2 separate regions of the Homo sapiens genome follow, and region 1 is linked to region 2. Evidence: read pairs that join two places in POLR2A ChIA-PET (ENCODE). Cell type or tissue: OCI-LY7. All regions are shown on one strand. Each heading gives the region's core, and the rest is flanking DNA. Links, peaks and the distances in the headings are about the cores only.

The links. Peaks named below come from ENCODE experiments on the same cell type or tissue, not always from the same donor. Only the 100,000 strongest peaks of a DNase experiment are listed, where the experiment ranks them.
Region 1: POLR2A ChIA-PET joins it to region 2 with 9 read pairs; 3 of 35 experiments call an interaction of 5 or more read pairs at or near these places.

Annotation. Positions count from the first base shown.
Region 1 is chr13:27,209,098-27,216,169 of GRCh38, forward strand. It overlaps LOC124903137 (a long non-coding RNA gene), which reads left to right and starts at 3,603. Exons shown (of 2, transcript XR_007063732.1): 1 at 3,603-4,106. In OCI-LY7, for the core only: no CTCF peak of the experiment used is centred there; no DNase peak of the experiment used is centred there.
Region 2 is chr13:27,303,996-27,311,067 of GRCh38, forward strand. No RefSeq gene overlaps it. Among named protein-coding and RNA genes, the nearest start is that of RASL11A, 37 kb to the left of the region's middle. In OCI-LY7, for the core only: no CTCF peak of the experiment used is centred there; DNase peaks (open chromatin) are centred at 2,266 and 2,866; H3K4me3 peaks cover 1,588 bases; H3K27ac peaks cover 3,373 bases.

The DNA.
Region 1 (7,072 bases), core at 1,042-6,041, 95 kb before region 2:
GAGTAGCAGGGACTACAGGCACAAGCCACCAATGCCGGGCTAATTTTTGTATTTTTTGTAGAGTTGGGATTTTGTCATGTTGCCCAGGTTGGTCTTGAACTCCTGAGCTCAAAACAATCCTCCCCCCTCAGCCTCCCAAAGTGCTGGGATTACAAGCATGAGCCAGCAAGCCTGGCCAAAAAATTTTATCTGGCAAAACTATATTCAGTAATGAAGTAGAAATTAAGACACTCCCAGATTAACAAAAACTGGAGAAATTTGTCACTAGTAGACCAGCCCTACAGGAAATGCTAAAAGGAGTCCTTCAGGCTGACATGAAAGGCAATATACAGTAACTTGCGGCCATGTGAAGAAAGAACTTCAGTAAAGGTATTACAACTACATAGGTAAAGGTATTATAACTACAAAAAACAGTATTACTATATTTTTGCTTTATAACTCCTTGTTTTTTATATGATTTAAAAGACAAGTGCATAAACAATAGTTATAAATATATGTTAATCAGCACACGATGCATGAAGATGTAGTTTGCAGCAATAGCAACATAAAGGAGGGATGGAGCTATGTAAGAGCAAAGTTCTGTATGCTATTTAAACTAACCTGGTATAAATTCAAACTTGATTGTTATAAATTATAATGTTAACTGTAATCCTCAGGGTAATCACTAAGAAAATAACTAAAAAATATAAAGTAGAGTCAGGCAGCAGTGCCTGTAGTCCCAGTTACTTGGGAGGCTGAGGCGGGAGGATCCTTTGAGGCCAGGATTTGAGCAGTTAGCTTTGATCACACCTGTGAATAGCCACTTCACTCTGGCTGGGCAAGAAAGTGAACCCCCACCTCTAAAACATAGAGATAAAGCTACATGACCTTGGATCTGGCAACAGTTTTTTAGTTTGACATAAAAACCTCAAGCAACAAAAGAAAAAATAGATAAAATTGTCTGGGAATGGTGGCTCATGCCTGTAATCCCAGCAATTTAGGAGGCCAACTTAGGGCGATCACTTGAGGTCAGGTGTTCTAGACCAGCCTGGCCAACACGGTGAAACCCCGTCTCTACTAAAAATACAAAAATTAGCCAGGAGTGGTGGTGCACGCTTGTATCCCAGCTACTCAGGAGGCTGAGGCAGGAGAATTGCTTGAACTTGGGAGGCGGAGGTTGCAGTGAGCCAAGCTTGTGCCGCTGCACTCCAGCCTGGGTGATAGAGCAAAACTTCGTCTCAAAATAAAAAAAAAAAAAAGGAAGGAAGAAAAAGTAGATAAATTGAGCTTCATCAAAATAAAAACTTTTGTGCATCTAAAGACCCTATCAAGAAAGTGAAAAGACAACCTACGGAATAGGAGAAATTATTGGCAAATCATGTATCTGCTAAGTCTAGTATCTATAATACATGAAGAACCCTTATAATTCAACAAGAAAAAAGACAAGCAAGCCAAATAAAAAATAGGCAAGGGATATGAATAGTTCTTCAAATAAGATATTCTAATGGCCAATAAACACATAAAAATATGCTCATCATTCATCACAAGGGAGATGCAAATCAAAATCACAAGATATCATTTTATACCTATTAGGATGGTTATAATTTTCTGCTGTTGTTTTTTGTGTTTTTGTTTTTGATGATGGTTTTATTTTATTTTATTTTTTTTGAGACAGAATCTTGCTCTATCGCCCAGGCTGGAGTGCAGTGGCGTGATCTCAGTTCACTGCAACCTCTGCCTCCCGGGTTCTAGAGATTCTCCTGCCTCAGTCTCCCGAGTAGTTGGGACTACAGGCATGTGTCACCATGCCCAGCTAATTTTTTGAATTTTTAGTAGAGACAGGGTGTTAGCCAAGATGGTTTCGGTCTCCTGACCTCATGATCCACCTGCCTCTGCCTCCCAAAGTGCTGGGATTATAGGCATGAACTACCATGCCCAGTCAAAAACATTTTTTTTTGAGACAGGGTCTTGCTCTGTTGCCCAGGCTGGAGTGCAGTGCCATGATCACAGCTCACTGCAGCCTTGACCTCCTGGGCTCAGGAGGGTGATCCTGCCATCTCAGACACCCAGGTATCTGGAACTACAGGTATGCACTGCGATGCCTAGATATTTTGGATTTTTTGTACAGATGGGGTTTCTCCATATTGCCCGGGCTGGTCTTGAACTCCTAGGTTCAAGTGATCCACCTGCCTCAGCCTCCCAAAGCTCTGGGATTACAGGCATAAGCCATGAGCCATTGTGCCCAGACTAAAACATTTTTTAAACCAGAAAATAAGTGTTGGCAAGGATGGAGAAAACTGCAACTCTTGTACATTGCTGATGAGAATGTAAAATGGTGCAGCTGCTGTGGAAAACAGTTTGGTGGTTCCTCAAAAAGTTAAACAAAGAATTACACACAAGAGTTAGCAATTCCGCTCCTAGGTGTTTACCCAAAAGAATTGAAAATAGGAACTCAAACTCAAAAATACTAAGAATATTGTCATATTCTGTCATAATACTAAGAATATTGTCATATTCTTAGCAGTATTATTCACAATAGCCAAAATGTAGAAATAACCCAAATGCCCATTAACTGATAAGTGGATAAATAAAAGTAGTATGTCCATATAATGGAATATTATTCAGCCATAACAAGAGTTAAAATTCAGCTGGGTGCAGTGTCTCATGTCTGTAATCCTGGAAGGCTGAGGCAGGTAGATCACTTGAGCCCAGGAGTTCGAGACCAGCCTGGGCAACATGGCGAAACCCTGTCTCTACAAAAATATACAAAAATTAGCCAGGCCTGGTGGTGCATATCTGTAGTCCCAGCTACTCGGGAAGCTGATGTGGAAGGATTGCTTGAACCTGGGAGGCAGAGGCTGCAGTGAGTCAGAAGCTGCAGTGAGTCAGAAGCTGCAGTGAGCTGAGATTGCACTGAGAGGTGACAACGTGCTGGCAGCCCTTGCTCACTCTTGGCACCTCCTTGGCCTCGGCGTCCGCTCTGGCCACGCTTGAGGAGCCCATCAGCCCACCGCTGCACTGTGAGGGCCCCCCTTGGAGTCTGGCCAAAGCCAGAGCTGGCTCCCTCTGCTCCTGGGGAGATTTCAGGGAGAGGCGTGGGTGGGAGCCAGGGCTGCAGGCGCAGGTTCTGGGTGGGCATGGGCTTGGCGGGCCCTGCACTCCTAGTGGCCGGCACCTACTGGGCTTCATCTGGGACGAGCTCCCTCTGGGCTGCCGGAATGCCTGGGCTAGGTGCCGCAAAGTCCCATGGGAAGTGCCACTGAGAGGTGAACCCGGCTGGGCTTCTGGGTTGGGTGGGGACCTGGAGAACTTTTCTGTCTAGCTAAAGGTTTGTAAAAACACACCAATCAGCACTGTGTCTAGCTAAAGGTTTGTAAATGCACCACTCAGCACTCTGCGTCTAGCTAATTGGGTAGGGGACTTGGAGAACTTTTGTGTCTAGCTAAAGGTTTGTAAATGCAGCAATCAGCCTTCTGTCAAAACGGACCAATCAGCTCTCTGTAAAACAGACCAATCAGCTCTCTGTAAAATGGACCAGTCAGCTCTCTGTAAAATGAACCAATCAGTAGGATGTGGGTGGGACCAGATAAGGGAATAAAAAGCAGGCTACCCAAGCCAGCAGCGGCAAGCCGCTTGGGTCCCCTTCCATGTTGTGGAAGCTTTGTTCTTTCACTCTTCACAATAAATCTTGCTGCTGCTCACTCTTTGGCTCTGCACCACCTTTATGAGCTATAACACTCACCACGAAGGTCTGCAGCTTCACTCCTGAGGCCAGCAAGACCACAAACTCACCGGAAGGAACAAACAACCCCAAACGCACCGCCTTTAAGAGCTGTAACACTCACCGCAAAGGTCTGCAGCTTAATTCCTGAAGTCAGCGAGACCACGAACCCACCAGAAGGAAGAAACTCTGGACACATCTGAACATATGAAGGAACAAACTCTGGACACACCATCTTTAAGAACTGTAACACTCACTGCGAGGGTCCACGGCTTCATTCTTGAAGTCAGCGAGACCAAGAACCCAGTAATTCCGGACACATTTTGGTGACCACGAAGGGACTATCGCCTATCACCAAGCAGTAAGACTATCACCAAGCAGTGAGACCACTGCCTATCGCCAAGCGGTGAGTACTATTGAACCCCTTTCACTTGCTATTCTGTCCTATTATTCCTTAGAATTTGGGGGCTAAATAACGGGCACCTGTTGGCTAGTTAATAGCGACTAGCGCGGCTGCCGGACTAAAGACACGGGTGTCAGGCTTTCTGGGAAAGGGCTCTCTAACAACCCCTGACTCTTCGGAGTTGGGAGCATTGGTTTGCCTGGAACCAGCTTCCACTTTTCCTGTACTTCTGGGCTGAGCTGAGGGTTGACAGAGAGGAAAGCCATTCAGCTCTGGGGTCCCAACAGCAAGCTGGTTGACCCTGTAGCCATGAGCGGAACTCTCAAGTCATGTCACCCAAGCGAGACTCGCCCATCTATTCTATCTACCCTGACCCTTGCCTCCTGGGTCCTAATGCCTGCTAGACAAACTTCCTCTTGCCTCTCTTCTCCGAAGCTAGTCCCGCTTCTAAAAGTCACTCCCTGTCTCTGGTGCTTTTCTAGTTTCTCTTATAAGAATGATTTCTAGTATAAACTCCAGGACTCTGTTACCTTCTTTCAGCACCTGGGGTCACCAATCAGAAAGACATAATTTTTGCCCAAAGCCCCATCATGGGGGGACTACCTGGAATTTTAGGATCCCTCCTCAGACTAGCAGGCCTAACAAAAGCTATTCCTGAAGCTAGGATATGGGAAGCCTCAGAAATTGTATCCTTCCTATTCATATAAGTGAGGACAAAAGGTGTCACTCTTCCAACTCTGGAGATCCCTTCCCTCCCTCAGGGTATGGGCCTCCACTTCATTTTTGGGGCATGACATCTCTATAGGACATGGGTAAGGTCCCAATACTAACATGAGAATGCTTAGGACTCTAAAAAGTTTTGAAGAATGCATCAGTCAGGGCCATTAAATCCGATTTTTCTCAGTCCTCCTTGTGGTCTAGGAGGACAGGCAAGGGTACAGGTTTTTGAGAATGCATCAGTAAGGGCCACTAAATCCGACCTTTCTCAGTCCTCCTTGTGGTCTGGGAGGAAAACTAGTGTTTCTGCTGCTGCGTTGGTGAGCACAACTATTCTGATCAGCAGGGTCCAGGGACTGTTGTGGGTTCTTGGGCAGGGGTTGTTTTTGCTGCTGCATTGGTGAGCGCAACTATTCCAGTCAGCAGGGTCCAAAGACCATTGCGGGTTCTTGGGCAGGGGGAGAAACAGAACAGAACAGAACAAAACAAAACAAAACAAAACAAAACCATGGGCAGTTTTGTCTTTCAGATGAGAAACACTCAGGTATCAACAGGCTCACCCTTGAAATGCATCCTAAATCATTGGGACCAATTTGACCCACAAACCCTGAAAAAGAGGTGGCTAATTTTTTCTGCACTATGGCCTGGCCCCAATATTCTCTCTCTGATGGGGAAAAATGGCCACCTGAGGGAAGTATAAATTACAATACTATCCTGCAGCTTGACCTTTTCTCTAAAAGGGAAGGCAAATGGAGTGAAATGCCTATGTCCAAGCTTTCTTTTCACTGAAGGAGAATACACAACTATGCAAAGCCTGCAATTTACATCCCACAGGAGGACCTCTCAGCTTACCCCCATATCCTAGCCTCCCTATAGCTCCCCTTCCCATTAATGATAATCCTCCTCTAATCTCCCCTACCAAGAAGGAAATAAGCAAAGAAATCTCCAAAGGACCACAAAAACCCCTAGGCTATTGGTTATGTCCCCTTCAAGCTGTAGGGGGAGGGGAATTTGGCCCAACCTAGGTACATGTCCCCTTCTCCCTCTATGATTTAAAGCAGATCAAGGCAGACCTTGGGAAGTTTTCAGAAGATCCTGATAGGTACATAGATGTCCTACAGGGTCTAGGGCAAACCTTCAACCTTGCTTGGAGAGATGTCATGCTACTATTAGATCAAACCCTGGCCTTTAATGAAAAGAATGTGGCTTTAGCTGCAGCCCGAGAGTTTGGAGATACCTGGTATCTTAGTCAAGTAAATGATAGAATGATAGCCAAAGAGAGGGATAAATTCCCTACCGGTCAGCAAGCCGTCCCCCGTATGTATTCCCACTGGGGCCTTGACTCAGATCATGGGGACTGGAGTCATAAACATCTGTTGACCTGTGTTCTAGAAGGACTAAGGAGAATTAGGAAAAAGGCCCATGAATTATTCAATGATGTCCACCATAACTCAGGGAAAGGAAGAAAATCCTTCTGCCTTCCTCGAGCAGCTACGGGAGGCCTTAAGGAAATATACTCCCTGTCACTTGAATCACTCGAGGGTCAATTGATTCTAAAAGATAAGTTTATTACCCAATCAGCCACAGATATGAGGAGAAAGCTCCAAAAGCAAGCCCTGGGCCCTGAGCAAAATTTGGAGGCATTATTAAACCTGGCAACCTCAGTGTTCTATAATAGGGACAAAGAGGAACAGGCCCAAAAGGAAAAGCAAGATCAGGGAAAGGCCACAGCCTTAGTCATGGCCCTCAGACAGACAAACCTTGGTAGTTCAGAGAGGACAGAAAATGGAGCAGGCCAATCACCCTGTAGGGCCTGTTACCAGTGTGGTTTGCAAGGACACTTTGAAAAAGATTGTCCAATGAGAAACAAGCTGCCCCCTCGTCCATGTCCACTATGCCCAGGCAATCGCTGGAAGGTGCACTGCCCCAGAGGACAAAGATTCTCTGAGTCAGAAGCCCCCAACCAAATGATCCAACAACAGGACTGAGGGTGCCTGGGGCAAGCGCCAGCTCATGTCATCAACCTCATTGAGCCCTGGGTATGTTTAACCATTGAGGGTCAGGAAATTGACTTCCTCCCGGATACTGGTGCGACCTTCTCAGTGTTAATCTCCTGTCCTGGACGACTGTCCTCAAGGTCCATTACCATCCAAGGAATCCTGGGACAGCCTGTAACCAGGTATTTCTTCCACCTCCTCAGTTGTAATTGGGAGACTTTGCTCTTTTCACATGACTTTCTTGTTATGCCTGAA
Region 2 (7,072 bases), core at 866-5,865:
ACTGCTACCTCCACCTCCCAGGTTTAAGAGATTCTCCTGCCTCAGCCTCCTGAGTAGCTAGGATTACAGGCATGTACCACCACACCCAACTAATTTTTGTATTTTTATTAGAGATAAGGTTTCACCACATTGGCCAGGCTGGTCTTGAACTACTGACCTCAAGTAATCCTCCCTCCCCGGCCTCCCAAAGTGCTGTGATTACAGGTGTGAGCCACCCCACCCAGCCTTCCATGTTGCAGTCTTGAAGAGAATTCCTTCTCCTTTCAGGAACCTCAGTTTTGCTCTTAAGGCCTTCAACTGATTGGATGAGGCCCACCCATATTACTGAAGTCATCTGCTTTACTCAAAGTCCGCTGACTTAAATGTTGTTGCTGTTGTTTTTGAGACAGAGTCTTGCTCTGTCACCCAGGTTGGAGTGCAGTGGCTGAATTTCAGCTCACTGCAACCTCCGCCTCCCAGCTCAAGTGATTATTACAGGGCGCCCCACCACACCCAGCTAATTTTTGTATTTTTTGTAGAGATGGGGTTTTGCCGTGTTGTTTAAGCTGGTCTCGAACTCCTGACCTCAAGTGATCCTCCTGCCTTGGTCTCCCAAAGTGCTGGGATTACAGGCATGAGCCACTGTGCCAGGCTGTCTGCTGACTTAAAATGTTAATCACACCTAAAAAAATACCTCCACAGCCACCTCTAGATTAGCATTTGACCAAATGCCAAGTTGACACAAAAAATTAATCATCACAACACAGAAACAGTAAAACAGGAGGCTGACAATCTGACTACAGACAGACACAAAAAGTGGACCACAGGCCTGCGCCCAGGGGGAGTGCATTCCAGCAGCCTTGCTGTCGGTGCATGGCTAACTCAACCTGTCTTTATCCTTCTAATCAGCAGTTTGAAATGAAACATGGACTTGAGAAACAGCCCCTTTTTTCCCCTAAAGGCTTTTTAAAAGATGTATTTAAAATAAGAATTATTAGATTGAGAATAAAACCTGAGCAATTCTTCAGAAGCAACATGATTGATGTGTCTGGCATGTGGAGATACTTGCTATACCTTTCTCTTGGGTTGTTTCTTGTTTGGGGAACATTTTCTGAATGAGAAACTTCCATGTGTTAGTCCAGATGTTACTCTGTATTCAATATTAATTTTTCACGCCACTTAACACTGATTTTTTAAATTATAAACTGTTTTTTTCTTTCATGAATTGTCTCTATGTAATTGAATTTTTAAAAGTTTTAAACTGAGAAAAAAGTTCTGCTGTGTGTGGCTTTCTTTTGTAATATAGAAGTATTTGGGAGTTTCCATTGGATTTATCGCTATGTATGTTAAAAGAACGTAGGGTGGCAAATCATAGTGAATATGGGAATAATCATCACAGTGGTTTTGATTCACTAAACTTCTGCAGGGGTGGTCGATAAGGTTTAGCTTTAGGAGGTTGGTTTGCATAAGCTTTCTCCAAAAGTCTAGACACTTATAATTATGGACCTAAGACTATGCTTATCTTTTTTTTTTTTTTTTTTTTTTTTTTGAGATGGAGTCTCGCTGTGTCACTCAGGCTGGAGTGTGCAGTGGTGTAATCTCTACTCATTGCAACCTCCACCTCCCTGGTTCAAGGGATTCTCCTGCCTCAGCCTCCTGAGTAGCTGGGATTACAGGCGCCTGCCACCACGCCCAGCTAATGTTTTGTTTTGTTTTGTATTTTTAGAAGAGACAGGGTTTCACCAGGTTGGCCAGGTTCGTCTTGAACTCCTGACCTCAAGTGATCCACCCGCCTAGGCCTCCCAGATTGCTGGGATTACAGGCGTGAGCCACCGTGCCCAGCTGAATGATGCATTCTTTAAAAGAACCTCCAATATAAAGCTTTTACAAATATTAATCTCTGAGGGAAAAAATAGCAGCAGTTTTTTTTTTTAAGAAGAAAACTAGGTGGAAATTTCTTATATAGCTGTCTTTCTTCCTGAGAGGAACATCACATGCCTTAGTTCTATTTGTGAAGTATAATTTCCTCTTTTGGCTATTTAGTCTCACAAAAGAAGAATTTCAATGGTGTTAGTAATAACTGGGAAAAAAATAGCAAAAAACAGGTAAGAAAAAGCACACAAAATGTACCATAAACATAGCGGAAAACAAAAATGGATTGTAATTAGTGCTGAGGACTCCTCCTTGCTAAGTCACGTCTGCCTGCAGTGAAGCCTGTGAATTTTAGAAGAGAAAAGATTTTTGCTTGTAGAGTTGAAAGTCATCTTGAAGGGCAATACAGACAGCTCACCAATACTAAGGCCATCAGCATGCCACAGAAGTGGGAGCCCTAAAGGCACAATTGAGTGAGTGTACGTGTGTGTGTGTGTACACATGTGGGCTCTCCTACCTTCCTCATCTCCTGGCACCTCCCACCCATATTGGGAGAAGGCTATGAATATATCAATATATGCGATATACTGCATTGATATTGACAGATTCCCGTTCCACCCTTCCTCATCCTGTCAGTTATTGAACTGAACCCTATATAGGGTGGCCTGTGAGCAGATCGGGGGAAAGAATATTTTGTCTGTGTCATTTTGGTTTGTATGAAAGCCTCCCCCTCTCTCTGTTTCTATCTCTCTCTCTGTGTCATCACAGTGATTAAAAAGGATTTGACTGAGTCTTTCATCGGCCTCCAGTCTATAATTATGTACAAACAAGCCCTTTGAAATGCCCTCCTCTTGGTTTACTCTAGGCATCAGTATTAGCAGGGATTGGGGTGTCCTTCACAAAGCGAGAACAAACTTATTAGATAAGCGACTCTCAGAAGGTAGGGCAGATATGAGTTATATTCAGAAAAGTCAGTGAGAAGGAAGTTGCCCTGGATGAAAAGATGAGGAACGGAAATTGTAAGGGACAGGAAATAGTTGTTCTTTTTTAGCCATATGAGCCAGGTGTGGCCAAACGTGTTCAGCTGATAGAGGGACCACTGAAGTTGGGGGGCTAGGGAGCCATCGATGCTCAAAGCATTATTTGGATGGTTTGACTCTCAAGTCATGAAGCTGGTTGCCTCTACATTTTCATTAATGTCTGGAAGAAAAAATTATTTGGCGTTTTCAGCACTGGCAGCTTCTAGAAATTCTCAGTCTGTATCCATGGGCTCCAACCCCAACATTCTAAAGCACTAGCTGAGCTTTAAAGCAGCCACTCCAGGAGGTTTTGATGCAGACCATCTCCAGAACAGGCTTCGAGGAACATTGCCGCAGGCGCACTCCATCAGTCAGAGTGAGAGAACCAGCAGCGTTTCCACCTCTCCGGGGGCCTTTTTGCTGGTTCCAGTCTGCTGGGGACTCACTCACATTGAGACTGGGAATGCAGGCTTCGGGCAAACATGACTTAGCAAGGAGGCGTCCTCAGCATTAAAGCACTCAGTACTTTTCGCTCCCTTATTTCGTAAACATAAAACTGCTAAAAAAAACAGTAAGTCTATTGATTAAAAAAAAAAATCCGGCCAGGCGCGGTGGCTCACGCCTGTAATCCCAGCACTTTGGGAGGCCGAGGCGGGCGGATCACGAGGTCAGGAGATCGAGACCATCCTGGCTAACACAGTGAAACCCCGTCTCTACTAAAAAACACAAAAAAAATTAGCCGGGCGTGGTGGCGGGCGCCTGTAGTCCCAGCTACGCGGGAGGCTGAGGCAGGAGAATGGCGTGAACCCGGGAGGCGGAGCTTGCAGTGAGCCGAGATCGCGCCACTGCACTCCAGCCTGGGCGACAGAGCGAGACTCCGTCTCAAAAAAAAAAAAAAAAAAAAATCCAGGTAGGCTACTAGGGCTGGAATAGCGGCTGTTGCCTGAGACCCAGGAACGTGTTCTTTTCCTGCCCTGCTAGCTATACTGTGTGGCCCCCACCATCGTGGTCCAGGATGGCCGCTGGAGTACCAGGAAGTTCCAGAAAGCAGGCAGGAGTAGCCCCAATGACCTATCTTTCATTAACCTTTACAGAAGTCCTACCCAACACTTGCACTTCTATCTCATTAGGCACAAGGCCAAATGTACCTGCAAGAGAAGCTGGGGAATGCAGTTTTCTCTCTGGACATATTGCCGCCCTTGAAATATTGGGGTCTGTCACTAACAAAACATAGGAGAACGGGCATTGGGCAACAACTAGCTTTCTCTAACCAGAAAGGCGCTACCATTCTTGAAAGCTTAGGATTTGCCTCTGAAGAAGCCCTGCAATTTCTCAGTGAACCTGCTTGGTCTTCCACAGCCCAGAGCCCTTCCAGAAGGAATTCCTGACTGCTAGGGAGGTGTGTGTTGACTGCTTGGCTGGGCAGAGCGCTGAAGACGACCACTAGGACCACTGCCAACACTTTTCACCCTCAAGTGAAGGCTTGCTAGGCTGCCTGCTGCCATCTCTCTCCTACCGTGGGATAGACAAGCTGTGACTAGATCCACCATGTGAATGGTCTGAAGTGAGGCACAGGGAGAGGAACTTGCCTAGGTGCCAGGTGGTGTTTGGAGCCGGGGCAACAGGATCTAACCCACGTGTTTTCTGCCCAGTGGGAAGCAGAGTTCTCTTAAGAACAAAGAACACTAATAATGACTCCACGACAAACATCTACAACAGAAATGGGAAAAGTTCCCTTGTCCCCCTCGCAAGCCGGGTGACAGGGGAGTGGTCCCTTCTCCAGTGCCCCGCTACTCAGACCTCTAAGGAAAGCATACAGAGGGGCAGGCTGGCGGGTGGGGGGGGGGCTCCAACCTCACAGCGGTGTCTGGGGTGAATGTTTACCGCTCCTGAAGCCCCAGCGGGCGTGTGTTACGCAGTGCTCTTTTAGTTTTGCTGTCTAGAGGCAGTTTGTGCTAACCAATTCAATTATATCCTCTACGTTGTTACAAAGAGCGCTTTCTGTAGCCCAGGTCCTACCGTTGGTGTACTGAAAAATGGGATCACACCCGGGCTTGGAGAACGAGTGCAAGGTTTCGAGTGGAAGTAACTCGGGGTAAGTCAGAAGGGAGTAGAGTGGAGAGATCTTCCCATGGAGTCAGGCCGCTCAAAGGCCTGGGCTTTCTCCTCTGACTGCCCCAGCCAAACTTCTCATCCTTCCGCTTCTGCCGGTCCTGTCTCCTAGTACCTGTGGGTCCATTCCCGTCAACATCCAGCCGCCTGCGTGTTCCAGCCGCCTCGGTTCCTCCGGTGATGCGCCCGTCTCCACTTGCTGAGCCTGCAATGTCGGCCTGTTACGGTCTTGAGGGTTTTTATAGGCCCAGGATGCGGGCGTGGCAGGCCAAGGTGGTCTTGGGAAATGCAACATTTGGGCAGGAAATGCCTGTCCTCACCTAGGTCCGTGGGTGTGGAGCCCTAGCCAGGGACCACGCCCTCCTTTACCCAGCACTTCCTTTCCCTACTTCCATGCCACATTCTTCTCTTACCAGCACTCCTGTATCAGTACCAAGCCCCAGTTCCTTAAGCCAGACTGGGACCTTTGTGTAAGGGAATGAATCCCAAGCCCTCCAAGCGCAGACAGGGAACAAACACATGGGCAGAGCTGATGGGGTTTCTTTCTGACAACACCAGCAGCAATCTGGGTGTGGCAGGTGCCCTACTAATGGCTTTAGATGACTACACAGCCCTGGAGGACAGAGAAGCAGGCAAGGCTGTGACAAGGAAAGAAGAGTGGATGGAAGTCACTGGGACACTGGGTCAGAGCCAATTCATGACGTGCCTCTTTCCCCCTTCAACTTGTTAATGGTACTATAACCTTCCATAACCACCTACTAACAGCTCCTCAGCCCTGGAGCTGGCAGGACCTCTGAGGCATCAGCCGCAGGGCCCTGAGAGCAGGCTTGGGCTGTTTGCGGGTAGCTCAAGCTGAACTTTCCTATAAATGAGCGGCCTGCTTCTCGGCCCCACTTTCCTTTCCTGGCTAGATAACTAGAAGCTCATTTGACTTTATGAACCAGAGCTCAGAGAATTAAGGTCGAATACATTTTTCTCTTTGAGTGGGAAGAAAATACTTTTTTCACTTTGTTTTAAAACCGTATCTGCCTGCTTATATATAACATCAGTTATCAGGGGACGGGTCAGAGTCTCTTAGAAGATCACTTCTGCGAAAGTCCAAGATTTGAAAACGAGTAAGTGGACCACTTTGTATTTATTAGGATATATTTATTTATTTAGACAAGGTTTCACTCTGTCATGCAGGCTGGAATGCAGTGTCATGATCTTGGCTCACCACAACCTCCATCTCCGGGGCTCAAGCCATCCTCCCAACTCAGCCTCCCAAGTAGCTGGGACTGCAGGAGCTTGCCACCATGCCTGGCTAATTTTTGTATTTTTTTTGTGGAGACGGGGTTTCGCCATGTTGCCCAGGCTGGTCTTGAATTCATGAGCTCAAGCGACCCACTTGCCTTGGCCTCCCAAAGTGCAGAGATTATAGGCATGAGTCAGCTGGGATTACAGGTGTGAGTCACTGTGCCCTGCCCTATTAGGAGATATTTTGTGTTTATGTACCAAATGAGAGAAAGAAGCTTAAGGTTCTCTAGTAGAAAAGTGTCCATTATAAAAAGTCACACAATGTTACACAATGTTTCTTTTCTTCATTCACTCAAAAACTTTTTCAATGAATGTCTACCACGTGCCAGGCACCGTGTTGTTTTGCCAAGTGAGGGGAGATAAAAGTTGAGGGGTGGGGTCCTCTGGTCACCAATGACGGGCCCACGGCGATCACTGTTGAGACGGCCGTCATTGTGGGCAGCCTGGTCCGACAGGCCTCTGAGCTTCTGGCCAGACTGGGGAATGCCATCTTCCTGAAGAACTGCCTGAGCCATCTCCCACCTCTCCTCCAGTCCAGTCCAGTACGGTCCAGCCATCTCCCCTCAGGCATGGCCTGTGGCACCCCTCCCCACTTCTACCCAGCGTAGGATCTCCTGCCCTTGCCTAGGGAGGAAGGATAACCCATTCTTACCACGTATCAACTTCTCTGAAAGGCCTTTTGTATTCCCCAAATCTCCTCTCCATTGTAAATATGCAACATGCGTGATTCTGTCACAATTTATCTATAAACAGAATCTGCTAGAAGCTTTTAAGGGCCCAGGCTTCAGCAGCAC